Linked DNA regions of Mus musculus: all the other regions are linked to region 1. Evidence: chromatin loops called from intact Hi-C (ENCODE). Cell type or tissue: gastrocnemius. All regions are shown on one strand.

What was found. Hi-C counts contacts between places; a loop is a spot of excess contacts. Peaks named below come from ENCODE experiments on the same cell type or tissue, not always from the same donor. Only the 100,000 strongest peaks of a DNase experiment are listed, where the experiment ranks them.
Region 2: it touches region 1 in a loop (5-fold over the local background); 13 of 42 quality-filtered maps call a loop at or near these places.
Region 3: it touches region 1 in a loop (11-fold over the local background); 17 of 42 quality-filtered maps call a loop at or near these places.

Annotation. Positions count from the first base shown.
Region 1 is chr1:131,842,553-131,850,552 of GRCm38, forward strand. Slc41a1 (solute carrier family 41, member 1) reads left to right here. Exons shown (of 11, transcript NM_173865.3): 8 at 397-476; 9 at 1,367-1,501; 10 at 1,786-1,934; 11 at 3,998-6,311. The coding sequence ends at 4,183. Among named protein-coding and RNA genes, the nearest start is that of Slc41a1, 19 kb to the left of the region's middle. In gastrocnemius, a CTCF peak has its summit at 3,960; DNase peaks (open chromatin) are centred at 2,532 and 3,876; H3K27ac peaks cover 2,972 bases.
Region 2 is chr1:131,761,308-131,769,307 of GRCm38, forward strand. It overlaps Slc26a9 (solute carrier family 26, member 9), which reads left to right. Exons shown (of 21, transcript NM_177243.4): 13 at 399-505; 14 at 1,449-1,518; 15 at 1,608-1,700; 16 at 1,838-1,951; 17 at 2,487-2,768; 18 at 3,680-3,734; 19 at 4,577-4,719; 20 at 6,502-6,573; 21 at 7,894-8,000. The coding sequence ends at 7,941. Among named protein-coding and RNA genes, the nearest start is that of Slc26a9, 21 kb to the left of the region's middle. In gastrocnemius, no CTCF peak of the experiment used is centred here; DNase peaks (open chromatin) are centred at 2,533 and 4,457.
Region 3 is chr1:131,705,445-131,713,444 of GRCm38, forward strand. It overlaps Rab7b (RAB7B, member RAS oncogene family), which reads left to right. Exons shown (of 6, transcript NM_145509.3): 5 at 152-277; 6 at 6,176-8,000. The coding sequence ends at 6,253. Among named protein-coding and RNA genes, the nearest start is that of Rab7b, 21 kb to the left of the region's middle. In gastrocnemius, CTCF peaks have their summits at 3,099 (motif pointing right) and 7,177 (motif pointing right); DNase peaks (open chromatin) are centred at 3,102, 5,780, 6,274 and 7,172.

The DNA of each region.
Region 1 (8,000 bases):
ACTTGCTCTTGGAAATGCAACTGTCTGGTTGGACTGCCTGGGCTTAGCCACAGTTGAAGCACAGTGGCTGGGTTCGAGAAAGCCAGCTCCCTCAGGGAGGAGCCAGTGCAGTTACCCTTGAGGAAATCAGTGCTGAGCAGGCAGGCCACAGCGAGCCTCACTCCTCACGGGAAGGTGGCTGTGCCTTCCCTTCTTAACTGGAGTCACTGTGCCAAGTCAGGAGATTATGAGCGACAACTGTTGCATGCACGAGAACTAAAGACTGAAAGGAGAGACTCCTGGAAGCCACTTTGCTGTCCTTGTCCCCAAGGTTAGCTAGGCCTATGTCTCTTTGTCCCAGAGACTGGAGCAGAACCTTCCATGGTTTTTATGTCATTTGTCTTCATGTCTGTATAGTGTGGGAGGTCTCATCCTGGACAAGACCGTCTCGGACCCCAACTTTGCAGGAATGGCTGTCTTCACACCTGTGATTAATGGTGAGACCTTAGCATCAGCTGCTGGGGGAACGAAAAGGCTTCTGTGTCACTCAGGGCTCCAGCAGGCCAGAGAATCTAGCTCAGAGAGAACAAGACCTAATAAAGATAGAGATGGCGTGACAGGACCAACAGGGGACCGTGAGAAACCCAGAAATCAGCAACATGAAAGCTTCTAGCCCTGAAGGGCCAGGGAACCCAGAAATTGTCTTGTGGGAGCCCAGTTAGAATTTCACCCCGCTCCCTACAAGAGTAAGCTCCTGCCAAAAAAGCATAAAAGGATCCAGAAGGAAAATAGAAAACACTAAACCCCTCTCCTTGTTTACCTGCGGGGGCCTTCCACTGCACAAGTCTAAGTAGAAGCATCCAGCAGGAGAGACTGGTGTGGGGCCTAAGCAGTTCACCTCTCAGGGCTCAGGGTAAAGCTGAGAGGTACAGAGGCTAGGTTAGGGGGTGATGGTAAAGGGAAATGGTAACCAGCGGTTTACCAGGGCAGTGCCAGTTTAGAGCTCACACTGGATACTGGAAGCTGGTTATCGGGTGAGTGTTTGAGTGCTGAGTGCCTGCCGGGGTCAGCTCCAGAGAAAGGGAAGGCAAGGAGAGCTTTGGAGCCTGCTGTGTAGTGAGTGGGGGGTCCATGCTGCACACACGGGTGCAGCAGACAGGCCACATCCCTGCCAACACTCCAAGAGCCTAGATAGAGCATCCCTCAGAAGCTGTGGAATATTTGTCTTCTTCCATCGTATTCTGTTGGCACCAGAGGGAAGAGTGATGTCGGCTCAGCCCCGAGGAAAGGTAGAAGACAGGGCCTCTACAGATACGGGACAAAGAACAAGGTGTTTTCCTCCCGGTCCTTCCTCCTCCAAGTCTGAGTCCTGTGTGTCTCTCTGCAGGTGTCGGGGGCAATCTGGTGGCTGTGCAGGCCAGCCGCATCTCCACCTTCCTCCACATGAACGGCATGCCAGGGGAGAACTCTGAGCCAACTCCTCGCCGCTGCCCCAGTCCATGCACCACCTTCTTCAGCCCTGGTAACCATAGCATCTCACCCTCCCAGATCCATTCCTGCCTTAGGGGTTGGGGGGGGGCAGCCAGGAACCTCACTAGAGAACCAGCTGGGGCCCAAGTTCAAGGGTCTCCTCTGCTGGGCTGTGCCTGCATTTCTGAAGAGTGGAGCGCCCAGGTAAGACATCATTGTCTTTTCCTGAAACACCCTAGAGAGATAGCTGTGTGCTGACCTAGAATACGGCGTTGACCATCCTGGGACCTCCTGGGGCCAATGCTTCTCTTCCCATCTTCCTCTCTCCTCTTGTAGATGTGAATTCACGCTCGGCCCGTGTCCTCTTCCTCCTTGTGGTCCCAGGACACCTAGTGTTCCTCTACACCATCAGCTGTATGCAGGGCGGGCACACCACCCTCACCCTCATCTTCATCATCTTCTACATGACTGCTGCACTGCTCCAGGTATGGCAGAAGCAGGGCACAGCCCGGGGGCCACATGGAATAAGAACCCCAGGTTTGGACCTGGTCCCTTGCCACCTTTTCTCTGGCCGGGACTCAGGAGGATAGACACTGGCCTGGAAGAATTACTGCCATTCTGTGACTTCAGCTTGGTCGTGTCCCTTCTCAGCTTCAGTGGCACACTTTGAAAGTGAGAGTAGTAGACCAGCCGCAGGGTGCCTAGGAGGTGGGCTTGAACCACCCATACCCTGTCCTCTGCTGGGCTTCCTTTAAAATAAGGGCTTTTCCACAGCTAGAAAAAGCATCAAAACCATTGTGCAAGACAAATCCATCTTCAAGACTCATCCAAGCCTTTCCTTTCGGTATGCTATGGCATTCCCATGGTATTATTAATTTAGTCATAAGCAATTTTCCTTCCAAACCCCGAACCGAGTGCTTAGAAAAGTTGTCTGTTAGGAATCTTGGCGAGAGCCAGGCTGAGAACCAACCATATGCTGTTCCCAGCAGTCATTACCCAGTTCACCACGCTCCCTTGCCGATGTAGTCAGGTGCACCCCTGATGGGAAAGGAGCGTGAGCAAGCCAAAGGTCTTTTGTGGCCGCCTCAGTTGACCCCTTCCCCTGGGTTGAAAGCCACACCCCCATTCCATTGCCCCATCCTAGGGGTCATGACCCTGTGGTCAATTTTAGCTGTGCTTCCTTCTCTGAGTCTGTGGAGAGGCAACGTGGTAGCAATTGCTCCCTGTAAAGTTCTGCCAGGTCCCTTTGCCACCTGTCCCTGTATGTGTCCTTGTGCTACTCGGGAGGCTAAAATGTGAAGACAGCTGTTGACGTTTCCACCCTAGCACATATACTAAAAGCCTCTGGCTGCATCTTCTGCAGCTATCAGAAAGGCTGTGAAGTTCTAGGGAGACTGGATGGCACCCAGGGCCAGGGCCATGGGAGTACAAGGTAGCTGTGTGCAGAGCAGAGGGTGTGAAAGGTTCCAGAATAGTCACCCCTGACTTCCTTACAGAGAGGCCAAAACAACCAAATTTGCCTAAAAACAGGGAACATTACTGGCTCCTACCCCTGAGTCCCTTAAGGCAGAATTTTCATACCTCAGTCTTTACAAAGTACAGTCAAGAATAAACTCCACCAGCCTTTAATCCCAGCACTCGAGAGGCAGAGGCAGGCGGATTTCTGAGTTCGAGGCCAGCCTGGTCTACAGAGTGAGTTCCAGGACAGCCAGGGACACACAGAGAAACCCTGTCTCGAAAAAATAAATAAATAAAATAAACCCCACCAGATAACCGTATGTCAGTCTAATGGTTAGAATGCATCTCATTCTCATATAGACGTGATCATGTAGGGACCCCTAAAATCAGGTGTTAACGTCCTAGATGAAGTGCTGCTCCCAGTGCAGAGCACATGTAATTCTTACTAACATGCCGATTCCCATTCACAAGGCCCAGCGTTAGGCCTGAGGTTGTATGTTTGTGACCCACTGTCCACTGCAAGCGATAGGTACCACTGGTCCTGGACCCAGTACCTATATTCCAATCTCATTTATTCTCTATATCTATTATCTATTCTCATCTATAGTTATAGAACATAAGCAAGGGAGCAAATAAATCGATGTAGATAATCCAAGATGTATTTTTGAACTGTTATGCATTATAACTGACGTATTTCGCTGACTGGCTCATAAACCTACTTTACAGATGAATATTAGAATAAACAGCAGGGTGGGAAGGGTGAAGAGAAAGCAGCTTGTGTAATCAGCTGTTACCCAGGGCCTTGTAAGAGAAACTGGCTCTACCTGCCAGCCCCTACCAGGCTCCTGGAGAGGCCAACATGGCAGGAATTGCAGTAACTGAAGAATGATCTGACCCAGAATTGAGACAAGGGCAGCCTTCCTGTAAGGGCAGGATTTAGTTTAGAAAGCCCCTGGCTTGCTGTGAGCTGTCCTGGCAAAAAGGTTGTGACCGGCCAAGCCTTGTGATCCACTGAACACATCCAATTTTGTGGCCTCTGGCTCCCCCTGCAGAAAGCGGGTGGCTACAAGCAGAACCCCTGTCTCCCCAGGTGCTGATTCTCCTGTACATCGCAGACTGGATGGTGCACTGGATGTGGGGCCGGGGCCTGGACCCCGACAACTTCTCCATCCCATACTTGACTGCTTTGGGGGACCTGCTTGGCACCGGACTCCTGGCACTCAGCTTCCATGTGCTCTGGCTCATTGGGGACAGAGACACAGATGTTGGGGACTAGCTTAGCCATTCAGTCTTTCCCCCACCCCTCTGCACTTTCTATTTGGATTTTTATTTTCCTTTTGTTTCCCTACCCCACCCTACACTACACTCCCATGCCTTTCTGGGATTTCACTTTGATACCAAATTCTCATTATTTTCAATGGGAATTTTTTATACATTGAGCCAAGTTTGGATAGGAAGAATTCGGGACAGACAGATGGGCTGACATAAGCAGTAAAAGTAGACTTTTGAGACAATCACCAAGTGCAATTCCACGGTGGGTGCCTCCAGAGGAGGTTAGATCGGGACCTTGGCATCCTGTCCAGCATCGGGGACCTTTGCATTAGCTTTAGCGACCTCAGCCTCGGCCCTAATGAGAAACTCTCAAGTGGGCTCTGGGTTGTTTAGGGTTTGGCTGAACAGAGGGAGGAGGGATAATTAACACTCCCACACATGCACGCACTTTTATAGATGTGGACCAACTTCACAGCACTGGGCAGGGGAACGTTGCTTCAACTCCTCGTAATCACAGGCCTGCTCCAGGCCAGCCTGCCCGCAGAGTCACGTGCACTGGAGATTCCATCTGCGCACATGTGCCTTGCCCAACTGCCTGATTGCTTCCCAGCTGAAATGAGTGGTAGTGACCCGGGCTCTTCACGGATCCATGTCATCCACAGGTTTCCAAAGGTCCATGTGCCCCCTGAGTCTAGAGAACCGAGTTCAAGCCTCCTCTCTTTAATTCTCTCCACACACTCCGTCTCCGCGCAGCTTGCCAGATGGGCTTCTAAGATTGGGGATAGGACAAGGGAATGTGCCAAATGACCTGGAGATTGAGGCAACGGGGAGGGGTGGGGGGTGTCTCACTGCCGTCTCTCATGACATAATCACGTGGTCAGTCTTGGCCTCTGTCACTTCCTAAACACACTCATTCTATCACACGAGGGCTCCGTTGGCCTTTCTCTCGGCTTCTGCCCACAGACATGCATCAACCATTCACTCATTCAGCAAATCTCAGCCTCCCCGAGATGAGCCCTTCCACAGCACCGGCCTGCAATAATTCTTCACTGAGCAGTCGTTACGGGGCGCATACTGTGCTAAGTTCAGTGCCTGGCATCAACCCACCAGTGCTAAGGGAATCGCTGCTCTAACCTCACCTCATCCCCTAGGCTACAGAGGCCATTGTGCCTCTTCAACCTGACAGTAAATGTTCCCTCGTTCGCCCCTAACTCTGCAGTGACTGCCAACCCCGTTGCTCAAGCAGCAGCATGTCCTCCAATACCCTCCTCCCGCAGCCTCTCTCCTCTCCACATCTTGCTACCCACTCAGAAGAGGGCTTGGAATTAGCAAGCTGGATATCAATAGGCTGCTTCAGTATCTGCCTCGTCCATGATTCAAAGAAAACCAAAGTCCCTTCCCTACACATGCCCCAAACTGTTCAACAAATGGGGTGCAGGCTGTACTTCTGGCCTGTCTGTCTGGAATCCATAAATTCTTCCCCCTGTGTAGCCTAAAGGGTCAGCCTCCAAGAAAAGGATTAAGCAGTGCTCCGTGTCTACCAACACTGTGCTTAGACCTAGAGACTCTTCTCGGCCTCATTTCCTCTGTCATCACCTGAAATCAGAACTGTCGAATTGGACAGATTCATAGAGATTGTCTAGTTGGGGTTGTGTCAGGCAGATCAGTGTGGATCTGAGTTTATTTCTGCTCTTCCCTCTGGCCTAACTCCATCTCAAAACACAAGACTCTTGCACAGGCATCATACCCTAAGACTGTGACCCCAGGGTCCCCAGCCACTTGCTCTATCCTGACATCTGGAGTTGGATCAGGCTGTCTGGAGACTGAAGCATCCTTCTTCCTTTGCCTAGAAAACAGAAAGGTAGGGGCGCCCAGGCTCAGCGCATGTGAGTGGAGGGGCCTGGAGTGACAGGAGAGTGACTTCAGGAGATTCATTTCTTCCCACCGGGTTGCACCTATTGCATGTACTTTTGGCCTGACTGGAAGAAACAAAATTGGTTTACTTTCATATCCTTCAAAAGTTACAGAACTGTGTCTTAAGAGAATTATTTATAGTTACTATAACTGAATTGACAAATGTCGACTTAACTGATAAATTATATTTGGTAAAATAAAATGGAAGTTTATTTCAATGGCTTGTATCCCTGTGTGTCTCATCAAAAAGCAGACTCAGCTATTTCCTTGGACCCTGTTCTGTGGTCCCGCCCCCACCTCAGAAATGGGAAGGGGTCGATGTGCCAAAAGTGAGGAACCATCTTAGAATATAATAGAAAACACATCAGACACAAGCAATGATGCTATGGGGCGGATGTTAAGGGTACAAAGTCCTTGTGTTAAAGGATATTAGACGGTGCTCTCCCCTCCCTGGCCCCCATGCATTACCTTGGTGCAGGTGATACCAGCATCTATGGGTTAGAATTCCTTCCTTGCAGAGGTTTATAGCTGAGTTGAGTCAGTGTAGAAATGCTTTTACCTTGAGTATTTACCATGTAACTGGCTGCAAAAGAATTGTACAATTTTATATGACCTTCCATGAATCATTAGCCCTTTCCTAACCTGAATTATACCCTGTTTATAGGGTAAGTGTAAGATGAGGCTCCAGTGATACATGCATACATACATACATTTATGCATACATACATACATACATACATACAATTCTGTTCCTGGTACATACTAAGCCCAAAAATACTATGAAATATTAAAAGTAGATTATGTTATTCAACCTTCCATTGCTGTAACAAAACACCAGAAATGCCTTATAAAAAGAGGAGGGGGCTGGAGACGTGGCTCAGGGGTTAAGACGCTTTGCTTTGCTGCTATTGTAGGGGATAACAGTGTGGTCCTCAGCACCCACATCAGGCAGCTTCCAACCTGATGCTCTGTTCTAGCCTCCATGGACACCTGCGCAGACAGGGGAGGTGCACATGCATGCACACACATGCGCATGCATACACACACTTTAAAAAATAGTTTTCAGTGCCTGGTTAATAGGCCCCACTGTTTCTCACTTGTGATGTAGATGTTGCCAAGGAACCCAGGGTAGGGCAGGTCGTACCTCGTGGCAGCCAGTAAATAGACAAGGGGGAATTTTGTTCCACAGCCCACTACAAAGCATATAGCTCCATGATCTAAAACAACCTCTTAGGCTCCACCTGTTAAATTTCCAGTACTTTCCAGTAGTGTCTAGCTGAGGGTCAAGTCTAATACATGGGCTTTTTAGGTAGACATCCCCTATCTAAACCCTATCAGTGGGAACAGTGCAGGCCTATGATGAGCAGTGTCCAGACACCACAGGGGAAGCTGAGAAAGGCCTCATGAATGGGGTTCATGGAAGCCTGACTTCCTCAGGGACGGTTAGCTCAGAGACTAGCAGGGAGGAGAGGGAAGGGAAAGCCATTTTACAGAGGAGTAAGGAATAAAAAGTCAGGCTGATATTTTGGAGAACTGAAAATGGTTCCAAAAGCCCTGGAAGTTGAGCTCACAGCCTGTGAAATGCATATTATGGGATAGGAGCAGACAGGGACGGTTTCCGTTTTGTTTTTCTTTCATTTTGTTTTGAGACAGGGTCTCACTTAACGCAGCCTGACCTTGAATTTGCCATGAGTCCAAAGATGACCTTGAACTTCTGATATTCTTGCCTCTGGGATTACAGGCATGCGGCCCCCTGTCCAATTTATGTAGTGCTGTAGATCAAAACCCAGGGTTTCATAGATGCTGCACAAGCCCTGTTAACAGCTGGGCACAGATATGTGATGAGGAAGATGTGGATAGGCAAAGTCAGAGAATAAACCTCACCTGGGTCTATCTGATGCCAAGCT
Region 2 (8,000 bases), 81 kb before region 1:
CCTGACCCGGGGGCACGCTCTTCTTACTCTGCTCATGCGCCCTCTCTGCTCACACTTCTGTATTCTATTAAAATAGAAGGCTAGATTTCTATTTTTAAAACTAGACCAAGGTAGGGGTGAGGTAGGGGTGGAGCTCAATGGTAGGGTACTTGTCTGGTATATGAGGCCCTGTATCCAATCATTGGCTCTGGAGGGGGGAAAAGGTCATGAGCTGCACTTGGTATAAGAGAAGCAGGCAAACAAAGCAAAGCGCCAGTACGTGACTCACTGCAAAAATGAAGCAAGAGCAGAAGAGATCTGAGCTGGGCAGGGTAACCAGGACCTTGACTAATCCTGAGGACTTCCTGAAAGAGGCAGTTTTTCACCCCGGGCTGCCTTTGACATCCTTCTCCTCACAGTGTGTCTGGGTGGTGAGCTTCCTCTCCTCGTTCTTCCTGAGCCTGCCCTACGGTGTCGCAGTGGGTGTAGCCTTCTCCATCCTGGTTGTGATCTTCCAGACCCAGTTGTAAGTGACAACCCCGCCCCTCCCAGGCACAGTATGGGGTTGCTGGACCAGTCTGCAAGGGGACTCCCATGCCAAGACGTAGCATACATAGCACACTGTACATTCTGCCTTCTGGGCCCAGCACAGGGACATGCTACCAGACCTCAGAAGTACAGAGTTCGGCCAAGACAGTGGGCATAGACTAAGCTACCTAATTTCTGTACCCTAAAACCTCAGAGCAAACCAGCATGGTTTCAGAGGACTGGGGATGAGGGGAAGCAGACAGGAAAGAGTGAGTGAAACCCACCATCCCTCTAGAAACACTGAGAACCTCAGCTCAAATGGGACCCTACCCCGGGAACACTAGGTCAGAGGATGGACTCTGTGCTCTTCCTCCAAAAGTAGCCATCAGAGCAGGTGAGGCTGCCACAGAGGAGCTAAGTGGGCAACAATTGCCGCTGAGTGTTGGAGAAACCTTGTCTTCTTGTAAACTCAGAACCAGGGACTTACAGGCTTCTCACCTAAGGACTCTTCTTCCTTCTCCCCTGAGCCTAGTCTGGGGGCCACTTCAAAACATGCCTAGTGGTAGACCAGCCAGAGACATCAGACCCAGGTCCCCAGGGCAGAAAGACTAACAAGCCTACATAAGAGCAGGAGTCCCAGAGATGTAGAGATGGCTCAGAGATTAGGAGCACCGGCTACTCTTCCAGAGGTTCTGAGTTAAATTCTCAGCACCCACATGGTGGCTCGCAACCATCTGTAATGAGATCTGATGCCCTCTTCTAGGGTGTCTGAAGACAGTACAGTGGACTCATATACATAAAATAAATAAATAAATAAATAAATAAATAAATAAATAAATATTTTTAGGAAAAACAAAGAGCAGGAGTTCCGATCCAGCACCCGTATCGCTCTACCGTGTGAGCATCCATCCATACCCCCCTCTCTCCTCTTCTTCCTCTAGTCGAAATGGCTCCACACTGGCCCAGGTCATGGACACGGACATCTATGTGAACCCCAAGACCTACAACAGGGTACGTGATTCAAGCTTAGAACCTCCCTCCTTCACTCTGTCCCCTCCCCAAGACCTATCTGTGACCTGAGCTCAGTCTCTCTGTCACAGGCCCAGGAAATTGCGGGAGTTAAGATTGTCACTTACTGCTCCCCTCTCTACTTTGCCAACTCAGAGATCTTCAGGCAAAAAGTCATTGCCAAGGTAAGCCTCCATCCTTGCTGACCAGAAGGGCTGAAAAGAGAGTGACCAGAAGATGGAAGCAGAAAGGGGCTAGGCGCCAAGGGCAGGCCATCCCACAGAGGTACAGGTCGAGATTGCTGTTGGTCCTCTCCCCACAGACAGGTATGGACCCCCAGAAAGTATTACTCGCCAAGCAGAAATATCTCCGGAAGCAGGAGAAGAGGACGGCGATACCCACACAGCAGAGAAAGTCCCTCTTCATGAAAACCAAGGTGAACTATGGCCTGGACCAGCTCCAGGCCCATTCTTAACTTGACCCTAACTCCCAGCCTGCAGCACCGTGAGAGGGAGGCAGGAAGTCTCTGGGAGCACTTGCTGGGAGCACTGATGGTCACTCTTCTAGGGGAAGGCTGTCAGCTCCTGGGTACCAGTGCACCCCATCTTCAATGGGAATTTTCTAGGTGGCCAGGCTGTGTGAGAGTAGAAGTATAGGAGAAGCAGGCAGACATGGGTAAATGCACTGGGAACCCTGCTCTCATCCTCTCTCTTATTCTCTCCCTTGTTCTCTCTCTCTCTCTCTCTCTCTCTCTCTTTCTCTCTCTCTCTCTCTCTCCTCAAGCAGAGCAGCCAAGGCTTCAGGCTTCTTCTTCAGGTTCTTGCCACTTGGGTTGGAGAGACAAGCCTGCAGGCCTCCATAGGAAGGGCTTTAGGAGAAACCTGTATTCACCACCAAGCTGAGACGTTGCTCTCCTGCCTCTGCTTGGCGTTCAGTGCCAAGGTCCTGACTGCCCCCCTTTCCACCCACAGACGGTCTCTCTACAGGAACTCCAACAGGACTTTGAAAGTGCTCCCTCTACTGACCCCAACAACAACCAAGCTCCTGCGGCTGAGGCTCACATATCCTACATCACCTTCAGTCCAGACGCCTCCACAGCTGCTGCATGTGAGCTGCCCGCCTCCACTCGGTCCCCCCAGGAGGCTAGTGACACTCTAGCCAGTGTGCCGCCCTTTGTCACCTTCCACACTCTCATCCTTGACATGAGTGGAGTCAGCTTTGTGGATTTGATGGGCATCAAAGCTCTCGCCAAGGTGAGGCTCCGTAGGGTGGGAGGAGCTTGTGTGGACAACTCCTGTCCATTTCCCTCCAGGCCCTCATTTGAACTAGCCGAGGGAGGTTCCAGACCCTAGGGACTCCTTGCCCCCAATGCAAACAGAGTGGACACACTCTTCAGTGCAAGTTGAGGACACTGAAGCATTGGAGTGAGTTCCCTGAGCCTCAGCACACCCACCAAGACCATCCTGCATTCTTTATCGAGTTATCAGTCCCAGACCACACCTTGGGTCCTCTGACTGAGGCCATTGGTCCTGCTGCCCACACTCACCAGTGAAGCCAGGAGAGAAGACACCATAGTACCTGCCGTGTACTAACACATAGGTCAAGCAGGCAGCCTGAGGATGCCAAGAATACAAGGGTCACTCTGATCACTCTTCAGTGGCCCTGCCAATGCCAGGTTGACAGCGAGCCTCAGAGAGGCCCCAGTGAAGGCAATCCAGGAGAGCAGAGAGGCTCAAAGCAGTTGATGTCACTACCAGGCAGGGACAGTGAAGGCCCTTCTCTGGTGTTGAGCTCAACTGACTTCTCTAGGTTGGACAATGAGGTGGAGACCTTCACTGAAAGCTTGCCTCATGGAACCTTGGTTCTGAACACTGAAAGCAAAGGTCTGGCCCTTAAAACAGGTCATGGTAACTTGAAGTGTCTGCCACACTGGCAGAGCCCCATTTCCGCTCCACTCCTCAGAGAGGCCTTGGGCCAACACTCCAGAGAGACCTAGGGTGCTCTCTGCCACTCATGCCTGTGGCTGCCAGGGCCCTCAGGATTGCTTGTCTGTTTGGCTTCCCCTCTGAAGTGTGTTTCATGAGTCGTTTTTAAGACCCACTCAAAACATTCCTTTCCTTTCTTTTCTCCCATTTCCTTCCCCTCCCTTCCCCAACTCCTCTAGCTAAGCTCCACCTATGAGAAGATCGGAGTCCAGATCTTTCTGGTAAACATCCACGGTAAGAAAACTGGGGGTCAGGTGGGCATTTAGGGGACCAGAGGCTGGAAAGGGATGCAGTGGGGACGGGTGAGCAGGTGAGCATCCTGTGGGCGGGGTATGTTCATGCCATTGAGAGTAGATAGAATTATATTCTGTTCACCCTAGTTTGTGTGTATGCTGAACCTAGCCAGCCAAGTCACTTTCTCCATCTTGGGGTTCATTTCCATACATAAAAAAATCGGGGTGGGGGTCGACTGGTTGAACTTGGGATCCTTTCCAAATCAGAAGGTTCATGGATCTGTTTTAGCACAGAAAACCCACATGCCCTGGCTTCCCAGAGACTTGTCTCCAAAGGGTGCTTTAAGCAGCCTCAAGGACATGTCTCCAAGCAAAGGACACTCGCTGCATTTGCACATATGCCAAGGGCAAAAAACACACAGAGACCAAGAGAAATATGAAGGGGATGCATACACATCCAGATGCCACCCAGCAGGGCTCTTCAAGGGCCCCATAAAGAGCACATTCATAACTCTTACCCCCGTGACCACTCCCCAAAAAACCATCTCCAGAATGTGATCAGAGTAAGGGCTCAGCCACATGTTGGAAGTTTGAGGAAAGAGGAAGACTGGGCCTTGAGGGCTGGAATTGGCAGCCATTTCCACGTGGATGTATTAACCTTTCCTTGACAAGCAACAACATCGCAAATCTAACCACTTCCTTCTGGTCGGGCTCATACTGCCCTCTGCCGTCCAGAACTGATACTGCAGGGCCAATTGTCCGCTTTCCCCCACCAGCCCCTCCCACCAACTCCAATCCACCAAGGCTGTTAGTTATCTTTTCCTGTTACCTGCCTTCTTACAGCCCAGGTGTATAATGACATCAGCCACGGAGGTGTCTTTGAAGATGGGTGTGTACAGCGCAGTCACGTGTTCCCCAGCATCCACGATGCAGTCCTCTTTGCCCAAGCAAATGCTAGAGAAGCCCCAGACCGCAACTTCCATGGGGTAAGTCTTCACGCCTAGAGAATCCTAGGTTCCAGCTCTCACAAGCAGGAGGACAAACGGACATCAGAAAGAACTGGAGATGGTTTAAGTTCCAATACCAATTCTGCCGTCTAGTTCTTTTGAATCTCGGGTCCCTGTCTATAGAATGGCACCGCCAACCATTGCCTGCCACACTAGGCTTGTTTCTGTTTAGGATTAAGTGATAATTATGCATCTGACATAAAGATTTGATGTTATTGATTGCTACTTATATATGCTGTCTCGCCTCCCACCACCTTCACTTTTTTTGGTAGTGGTGGTGGTGCCCTGGCTTGGAAATTTCAAGCTAAGGTGAATAGAGAAGCTGAGTTTTGTCTCAGCCTCTCAGCATTTAATTTACTAGCTCAGTGAGTGGTATGAGAGGAAGACATAAATAATTCTGTCTAAAATTTCAGAAATCTGAAGAGTCTGACCTAGCCACCCTTCACCTGCAGGTCCTGGAAAACTAGGGACCTAATTCCTGAGCCTTGTCCACAGGGACTCTTTTTATTATTAGATATTTTCTTTATTTACATTTCAAATGTTACCCCCTTTCCTCATTTCCCCTCTGAAAACCCCCTTATCCCATCCCCCCTCCCCCTGCTCACTAACCCACCCATTCCTGCTTCCCTGTCCTGGCATTCCCCTACACTGAGACATAGAGCCTTCACAAGGCCATCCTCTGCCACATATGCAACTGAAACCTTGAGTCCCTCCTTGTGTACTCTTTGATTGGTGATTTAATCCCTGGGAGCTCTGGGGTTACTGGTTATTTCATATTGTTGTTTCTCCTATGGGCCTGCAAACCCCTTCAGCTCCTTGGGTCCTTTCTCTAGCTCCTCCATTGGGGACCCTGTGCTCAGTCTAATGGATGATTGTGAGCATCCACTTCTGTGTTTGTCAGGCACTGGCAGAGCCTCTCAGGAGAGAGCTATGTCAGGCTCCTGTCAGCAAGCACTTGTTGGCATCCACAATAATGTATGGATTTGGTGATTGTATATGGGATCAATCCCCAGGTGGGACAGTCCCTGGATGGCCTTTCCTTCAGTCTCTGCTACACACTTTGTCGCTGTATCTCTTCCCATGGGTATCCATGGGACTCTTAAGAGTCCTTGTTATTTGTCATTACACCAATGACATCCAATTATTACACTTTAAGTGTAATATATGGTTTCAGTCTTTTGCATTTATTTAATGTGCATATATGTGTGTATAGACAAACACATCATGTCATGCATGTGGAGGCCAGAGGACAACCTATCCCTGTCCTTCTACCATATGGGTCCTGGGGATCAAATTTGGGTTCCTCAGCTTGGTGACAAGTGCCTTTACCCACTGAGCCATCTCTCTCACCCTTGTTTTAATATTTGTAAATAATTTATATTGCATACATTCTCTGCTTATCTATTATAAATCTTTCTCTCTCTCTCACACACACACACACACAATGCATACACACTCCTTACAATAGTGCGGTGAAGGAGAAAGCCAGCAAAAGGAGTTTGAATATTCTACCTTTACAGAACTCCAAAGAAAAGGAATCCCAAGGCCAAGCAACCTGCACCTCCTTGCCTATGATACTCACAAGGGGGCAGGCCTTGTGCACATCTGCCTCTAGCTGTGCTGTATCATGAGGCAGAGGAGGGCCAAAGATGGGAAAGGAGGAAACATGGGGTCCTCTAGAGCCTGCCCCCTTCCTGCCACCGTGCATCCACTGATGCTCTGATCTCTGAGCTCATCCTGCACCCGCTTCCTTCCCTTCAGGCTCCAGGGGATACTGAGTTCTCCTTGTATGACTCAGAAGAGGAAGGTCCCAGCTATTGGGACTTAGAACAGGTGAGTAGAGGGGCAAAAGGTGAGGGAGGAGAGAAATCCTGCTTCCATCTCAGGGGTTTGCTGGCTGTCTCCTCCAGCTCAGAGCTGTAACCTTGAAGGTGGCAAGGTGTCACCTGTCTTTTAATAATGACTCTTCTTAGCATCAATACACACAGGGGGCAGGGGTATCCTATGGAATGAGGTAGCCTCTGTAATAAGTCCTAGGGAATTGTTACTGGGGGTTTGTTTGTTTGTTTGTTTGTTTGTTTGTTCTGAGACAGGGTTTCTCTGTGTAGCCCTGGCTGTCCTGGAACTCAATTTGTAGACCAGGCTGGCATTAAATTCATAGAGATCCACTTGCTTCTGCATCTGGAGAAATGAGATTACAGTCTTGTGCTACCATGCCTGGCTAAGAATTGCTATCTATTCTTAACTCTCCAGTGTACCAAACCTGTGATTGTTGATGCCTCCATGAGACCACTGGGCCTGTTGTTATTATCTGTAAAATAAGAGTCATTTTTGGTAAACATGTGCCCTGCAAGACTGGCAGGAGGGGCTACTCATCTTTCATTAATTCATGAGGTGTTTTTGGAACACCTCCCACTTGCCTGACACTGTTGCAAGTGGGCATATGCAGCAATGAACAAAGGCCCCCGTTCTTTAGAAACTGCATACTGGGAGAATCAGATGACGTAGGAGTTATTATTGCAACTGGATAGGCATTTAAAACTAGAAGCTATGCAATACAAACTGCTACTGTCCTCTTGGGGTTTGTGGAATTTATCACCATTCTAGTGGCCCGAATTAAAGAAAGCAGGTGACTACATTTAGAGAAATATGGCCTAGGGTCTGTTAAACTAGTATCTCTCTTCCCAGCCTTTCCTTGTTTGAGTTCCATGGTCCTCTGAGTGCTGGGAGCAAGAGCAACCTAAGAGCTAACAGGCTCACTCATGAGCTCTCTTAGAACTCCAGCACATTAAAAAGAAGAAGAAGAAGAATTAAAGACCTAGATGGGACAGAAATGATACAGCTTCTCTAGTCTTGACACTGGTGTTAATTCTTAAAAAGCAGAGCTGACACTGGAGAAGAAAGTCCCAAAGATCACACACAGCATGGCTGGGAGGAACACAGTTCACAGTTAGATGCTACTAGCCCTTTCTCCCATCACCCAGTATTAGTTCATGTCTTATGCTAGCCTGACTCTCCCCTGCTCACCTGCAAATACAGTCTCGGGGTGCTTCATCCTGGCCCGTGGTACATAGTCACTTCTTGGTTGCAGTCACTCTAACTCCAGCAGATCTAGTCCTCTCCCCTCACCCATCCTTCCTGTGATCTCTGCAGGAGATGTTCGGGACCATGTTTCACACAGAGACCCTGACTGCCCTGTGAGGACCCATTTGGTTCCCATATTTCCTCCTGAGGGCCTGGCATCTGGAATTTCCATGGAT
Region 3 (8,000 bases), 140 kb before region 1:
GGCCTCACCTCCTTTACTCAGTGCCATCATGGCAGGGAGCAATTTCAACATGGGTTCTGGAGGGAACAACCCACACCCAAGCCACAGCTGCAGCAGTGACAGTGGCCATGGTAACAGCGATACAGAAACAGTGATCATTTCTCTCCTTCAGGTGTCCCAGGAGGTGGTCCATGGGTGGTGTAAAGAGAAGGATATGCCATATTTTGAAGTTAGTGCGAAGAATGACATCAATGTGGTACAAGCCTTTGAGGTTCTGGCCAGCCGGGCTCTGTTGAGGGTGAGTGATGTGGTAGTGGAACTAGTCAGAACTGCCCTAAGCAGGGTCCTCAGGATCTTTCAAAGAAGAAAGTATGGGCATAGCTAGGGACATGGATGGGATAGGAGTATTCATCTTTCTCATTATTCAGTAGTTGGATGGGCTTAGCAGTTCTGGTGCCACAGATGCCAAAGGCATAAGTACCTGAGAGTGAGTAATTAGTTGGTTTTGCAGTCTGGCCAGCTACCACAATCCCTTGTTATTGATTGATGTTGGTTGTAGGTGCTAAGTAGAGAGAGAATCTCACCAAGAAGCCTTCATTTTCTGAAGGAGCAGAAGGGTATAAACTCTTGAAAAACATTAACACCCAGCTAGCTCACTCCAATTACTTTATTGAAACATCCTACAAGGTTAATTGGGACTGGGAAAGGTTTCAGCTACCAGAGTTATCTTTCCCTTTGCTGCTCATGAGAGCAGACATCCCACACGAATCTCAGTCCCTTCTGACCGTGGCAAGCCATTATCAAAAGTAGGAACTCCAGGTTGGCCAGGAGTGTCTTAGGACCAACATGAGTGGAGCTGCAAGCTCTCACATAGCACCAAGTGCAGACTTTCCAGAGAGAGAACATTTCTTCAAGGTTCAAACAGTCTCATAACAATTTCTCAGCCTCTACTGATCGACGCACAGATAGCAAAAGCTTTGCTGAAATATTTCACTCAAAGCCAGATATAAAGATTTTACTCTACATCTCACTACATCTTCCCCCTTTTTGTTTTAAGATTTGTTAGGGATAACAATTATTGTTGGAAAATTATGGAGTCATAATATAGATAGCCACCACAATTGCTTGTTATTGATTGAAGTTGGTCATAGGTGCTATAGTAGAGAGAGAAGCTCACCAACGTGCTAAGCCTTCATTTTCTGAAGGAGCAGAGGGGTATAGCATTTCAGTAAATATGGCCTTTTGTCAATCTAGTTGTCTAACATTTTATGCAAATAAATAGGCATACATTTCAAAGCCAGTAAAGTTAACACCACAAAGAGAATTATAAAATCATAAGAGCAAGAACTTATCAAAATGATTTGTGGGATGATGAAGCTACAACACCTACAAGGTGTTCTATAACATCCATGCCTGTAATATCAGACAGCTTCTTTGTGTCTATAGTTTCTTGTTACAAGTTATAAATCAGTTGAAAAGAATTAGTATGAGCCAATGAATGCTTTATAAGCCCCTCTCAATCATATTTGCTATCATTGAATCTTAAAGGGTAAGACGATAAGAAGTAACGTTCGTATAACATTTCAACTTCATTCGTTCCCTTAATAGTTCTAATTGATCTCCAATGAGTATTCCAGCTTGTCTCAGTACAGCTATGCCATCAAGTATTTCCCTGTCTATCTCACTTTGTTGAGTCCAAAGTTCATGAGAATGCATACGCCAGTCTTTAACAAATTGAGCAGTTTGAACTTCTTTCTGAAGAGCAACTCTAGCTGTGGTAACTAATGCCATGATTCCTAGAACCACTGCAGTTATCATTCCCACCATCCACTGGGTTCTTCTTAACCCTCTTTCAGCAAGCTTCTACAGTAGCATCGCCACAGGGGAGTCTTGCCATGGTCTCGACAATCTCACTGGCTTGCTGGTCTTGCTCTGTGAATATAAACACTTTCAAAAGTAAAGACATACTAGCATTGACACAGGTATGAAGGGTACAGCATGTACGTGTGATGCCGTAATTATTAGGGTGCTTTTGCACACATCCTTTCAGTAACACCTTGTGGTGTATCTAAAAACTTCAGTCCTGTGCCTGACGCTGGAGAGTCTAATTCAGTGGGGGATTTCAGAAGTGATCTCTAGGCCAGTCGTCACTGTGGGATAGAAGTCTCCTAGGTCCAAGCATTTACTTAGTCGAGTGGAATCTCCAGCCTATAGGAGTTACTGACAGCCTCTCATCAGAAAGAGAAATAGATCCAGGTGCTTCGGTGTGCTGGCTTTAAAAGCTTGCATAGAGTGTGGCATGTGTGCCCGACACTGTGCAGGTAGCAGGGGACCATCAGACTCGGAAGGAAGAGAAGGAAGAACATAAGTGATTGCAATGCAACTTTTGCATGACAGAGTAGACTTGGAGGTTAGGTCCAGGGAAGGAGCAGAGTGACAGCCCATGTGGTGGGCGTGGTCACTGAAGGCTGCCTAGAAGCGATTGTGGGTTTTGCTTCTATATGTTTGTTTTTGTTTGGCTGAAGCAAGGTCTCACTATTCAACCTAGCTAAGCTCTAATTAACAGTCTCCCTGCCTCTACTTCTATCATATTGGGGGTCACAAGTGTGTGCCTCCATGCCCAGCTAGCAAATGTCAGAATTTTAATGTTCCAACGTGAAGTTTGAAAGCTTTTAAATTGACAGGTGTTGCATCCATACAATACCCAAGCTATTCTCTCTACACAGGAGTGTGACACATGAGGGCTACAGAGTGAAGCAGGAGACTGAGGTAAAGGTGGGGGTGACTCAGAGGCCACTGGAGGCAAGGGAACAAGGTAGCCATGTTGCTGAAGCAGGGAACATGTAAGCAATTGGAAAGTGCTTACAGGTAGATACGGCAGGTCTTTGGAGATGTGGGGAGGTAGGAAAAAAGGGCAGAGATTCAGTGACAGTGACCTAGGCTTCAATTCATGGGGATCATACAAGCAGTCAGCTATGAGTTTAGTTTATGAGAGAAAGAAATCCAACATTGAAGAGCATGAGGTGAGAAGACATGTGGGTGGTAAAGCCAGCAAGGTTTCTGAGGCTATGGCCACAGGAGATAGCCTCAACACTGAAGAGCCAGGACTTCCAGCAGGTGGCGCTGGGATGTCCATTGTACTCAGGTGCCTACCCAGGACACTGGTGTCGAATGGGGCACATCTTTCAGCAGAATATTTATGCTTACAAATTAGAAATTTCATACCAACGTGTTACAGGATGGAACGTAAGATCCATATGGACTTTCATAAACATCTTTATATGTTTGCAAACAAATTTTGACATTCCCTCCAATGACCTGGCTCATTATTATTATTATTATTTAATCTCTTTTTACGGTCCAGTTGTTATTGCCCTCTCAGTCTGCCCTCTGACTGTTCCTCATACTATTCCTCCTCCCCTGTCTCCAAGAGGCTATCCCCACCTCACCAAAGCTCCCCATTCCCTGGGGCCTCAAGTCTTTCGAGGGTTAGGTGTATTTTCTCTCAATGATGCCACACTTCTCTCAGGCAGTCCTCCACTGTGTGTGCATTGGGGGCCTCAGAACAGCTATTGTATGCTTCCTGAGACCTGACCCTTCTTAGAGAGGTCGTGTTTTCCTTCACACCAAGCCTGGAGCTCAGAGGAGGTAATCAGAGAGTTGCCTCCTTCATGGGAAGGAGGGAGCCTCAGGCTGGGAGGGAGCTCTGCAGAATCCTGCCTCTACCTCTACTCGCTGTCTGTGACTTTACACAAGTCACATATCCTTTCTAAGCTGCCCTAGCTGCCCAGCATCAACAATGTCTTTCTTAGGGGACTTTTTTGTGAGGATTTTATATAGCACTGTAGAGAGAAGGCATCTAATTAAAGATGGCTGCTGTGAAGGGAAGCCATGCACAAGGGTTTTCAGCAGGAGAGCTGCATGCTGCAGAGTGGGTGGGCTCACTGGGTGACACAGTGAAGGAGGATATCAGACTGGGATGTGGGGATATTCCGGAAGCTTCCGTGAGGGCAGACTTCTGTCTCACATAACCCCAAACACTGACTCTTCTATTTAAGTATGCGTCCTAATTTTAAATTCTAATAATGCAAAGGAGAAATAGTCAATGCCCATCATATGAGGTATCTAAGGGCAGCTGATGCTCTGCTGAGACCCTATAAGGGAGGTCCGAGAAATGCTTTGGGAAGGAAGACTGGCCCTTGGGTGCCTTTGGGGACCCCCATTATCCGAGTACAGCAGTCGGACCTGATACCTGATAACAATTCCTGAGGCCACATTCATGGTTACGTTTGCAGCCGGGAGCCTGACCTGCACCTCGGTGCTGTGGAGAACATAAAAGCTGGAGGCATGGCCCTGTCCCTGGAGTATCTATGGAAAGGGGACTTGAGACAAGTCACAATTTACAGTTCTGTCTAGCATGTAGGAGGGCTATGTTCAAACCAGTGTAGCACAGCTGTGGACACACAGAGTAGGTACAAACCTGTTCCCACACTCACTCCTACATACAGCACTGTATGGGTGGAGCACTGTGTGGGTGGAGCACTGTGTGGATGGAGCACTGTGAGGATGGAGCACTGTGTGGGTGGAGCACTGTGTGGGTGGAGCACTGTGAGGATGGAGCACTGTGTGGGTGGAGCACTGTGTGGGTGGAGCACTGTGTGGATGGAGCACTGTGAGGATGGAGCACTGTGTGGGTGGAGCACTGTGTGGGTGGAGCACTGTGTGGGTGGAGCACTGTGAGGATGGAGCACTGTGTGGGTGGAGCACTGTGTGGGTGGAGCACTGTGTGGGTGGAGCACTGTGAGGGTGGAGCACTGTGAGGGTGGAGCACTGTGTGGGTGGAGCACTGTGTGGGTGGAGCACTGTGTGGATGGAGCACTGTGTGGATGGAGCACTGTGAGGATGGAGCACTGTGTGGATGGAGCACTGTGTGGGTGGAGCACTGTGTGGATGGAGCACTGTGTGGATGGAGCACTGTGTGGATGGAGCACTGTGTGGGTGGAGCACTGTGTGGATGGAGCACTGTGAGGGTGGAGCACTGTGTGGGTGGAGCACTGTGTGGGTGGAGCACTGTGTGGGTGGAGCACTGTGTGGATGGAGCACTGTGTGGATGGAACACTGTGAGAATGGAGCACTGTATTGTAGCTCTAGGACCAGCAAATATCACAGCAGGAAAGAACCTGGAACCTTTAAGAAGAAACCTTTCAGGGTAGAGAGATGGCTTGGTGGTTAACAGCACTTTCTGCTCTTCTAGAGGATCCATGTTTGATTCCTAGTGCCCATGTCAGGTCAGTCACAAGCATCAGCAGCTCTGGTTCCAGGGGATCTGACACCCCTGCCCTCTGCCCCCTGTGAGAACCATTACTCCTGCGCACACACCCACATGTAGACTCACACTGCTACACATGAAATAAACCCAGAAGCAGAACAGCTACCTTTCTGTCTATGTGACCCATGACCTTATCGCCTATAACCCTAATACCCAGGCAGAGGCAGGGAGACTGAGATTTCCAGGGATGGAGAGACCCTATCTTTTAAAAAAAGAAACAAAGAATGAAATTTATGGCTTTGAAGAACCCCCAGCCTTCTCTGAAGCCAAGGGATGAAGGCTCTTAGGAGGGGAGCCTGGTGGGCACCGAGGGGCTTGTTAGATGGAGAGGGGCCATCTCTGGCTGTTTGTTGTAACAGGAGCTTGGATCTTGGTGGAGGGGAAGAAAGGTGGCATGGGGACACTGAACTGATAGGGCAAGTCTCCCTACGCCTGGCGTGGTGACCAAGTGCCATCTGGGCTCCTCCAGACACTTAGCAAGAAAAGTGGAAAAGGCACAGAGAATGTTGGGGGTGGTGAAATTTTTGTGGGACAAGTATCCATCAAGGACAAGGGGTTGCCAATCACCTCCGCCCGAGCCCACCTGAGCCTCAGCTGTCCCTTCTGGGGAATGGGGAGCTTTGAGACCTGCCTGGAAGTCAGGCTTGAGCTCCTAAAATCCTTCCACCGAAATACTCTGGACTCCTGGGAAGGGGCAGGGCAGATCGGGAAAAGAAGAGAAGGTAGGAAGGCAGGGGCTTCCCCTCTGGGCCTCAGTTCCCCAACAATATCACAGAAAGAAGACGGAATGCCCAGCAACGGGGCCCATTGACTCTCAGGGCTCTTTAGACCTCAGGCTGTGAACACTGACTCCTCTCTCCTCCCCAGTACCAGGGCACCGCAGAGAACCACCTCATAGACTCCATCAAGCTCTCTCCAGGCCAGCCAAAGAGCAGATGCTGCTGATCTCGGCCTCCCTCCGGACTCCCGATGACAGCTGTGCAGCCATTCCAAGTGCAATCCCACCAGCCGGTACTCAGCTAGGAGGCTGGGGCACTGCAGCAGGAAAGAATGTCACAGGCAAATCCTGGCCCCAGAGAAATCACGGGCGTCTCCATGACTCAAGCTCCTCTTTCTCCTCTGCCTCAACACCGTCCTGCTCATCTCTGCAGACAAACTGCTCCCTTCAGCACCACGGACCGACAGGTTTGGATGGAGATGCAGGTCTGATTCCCTCAGCAGTCAGAACATGGACCGCTCCTGACAGGCAGAAGCCTACAGGCCTGAGACTTCCCACAGCTTCTTTCAGGGAGAGCTGAGGGAGCAAGATAAAAACAGTTGTACCTATTTCCTGGGTGCTCAAACAGCTCCCATAACTGACCAGGCCTCAGTGCGCCCTCTGCCAAATGAGAGTTCCCAAGGCTTCCCCATATCCTAGGGCGACTGAGAACCATAATCTTCATTTAAATCCCACGTGCTGGTGTGGACACACAGGCTCACTCCTTTGGAGAGTATTTTTGATGCCTTCGATGTACATTGCACTGAAGTCACCAGACACACAAAGCAGACATGAGTCCTTCACTCCCAGAAGCGCACCTGGAGAGAGAGGGCCAGCAGACATGAGCAAGACAGACAACAGCAACAAGGTACTGTTTTAGACAAAGGGGCCAAGAGGGCTTTCCTGTGACGGTGACCGTTGGGCTGGCAGCTGCAGGAAGAGCTACAGGAAGAACATGCCAGGAGAGGGAGCAGCTAGGCCAAGGCTCTGAGGCAATGGGCAGAGTGCTGCATTCCATTCCCTGAGGACTCAAAGCTGCTATCTCAGAGAAAAAAAGGCCAGGGATATCCTGTCCCCAGAAGGTACTTTGATCATTTGATGACTGGCCACTAGGGGGCAGAAGTGTCCTCTGCTTTTAGGCTGAGGAGTTCTGGGAACACTTGAAAAGCTGGTGTTTGTGTCAAGAAAATGGCTGAAGCTTGTTTCCAGGCTGTAGGAATGTTGAACCTGGGCTAGTTGGGTAAAAAAAAAAAAAAAAAAAAAAAATCAAATGTCTTGATTCAGGCAACAAATCGAAATCAGAGACAGATCCCAGAGCGAGGTACTTGGAGAGCTGTGGATTCTGTGTCCTGTTCATTTCAAAGCTAGAACCTATTTTTTTTTCCTTCTGTCTTCACACTGCACAGATAGGGTGGCTCATTCTGAAGGAGGTGGACAGAACGAACTTTCAGGGTCTTCAATGGTCAGGTTCATACCTCATGCCTTCCACAGACATTCCTGTCTCCACAGAAGTCTTCTTTCCTGAGTTCCAAGCAGATCCGAGGTGTCAATCTCTAGGAAGCCAGTCAGGGGGTAATAACTGGGGGTCTGGGGGCTCTGTCTGCACCCGCCTAGCTCTGAGGTATAAAGCAACTTACTAAGGACAGCAGTCACAGGAACAATGAGCCCTGCATCCTTCAGAGATGAACACTGTGCCCCCGTCACACATTGGTGTGGCTCTCCTGAAGTCAGACTGTGGAGGGATGTGTGTGGGGAGGTGTGCATTCGGCAGCACGATGAACATAAGGACCATATCTAAGGGTACGCAGCAAATAGTATGTGTTTCCATTGTTTATATCCTTTATGGGACAATAGTCCCTCTTGGTCAGTGATACCAGTCTCAGTTACCCATGGTCAACTGTGGACCAAAAATATTAAATAGCAAATCCCAGAAAT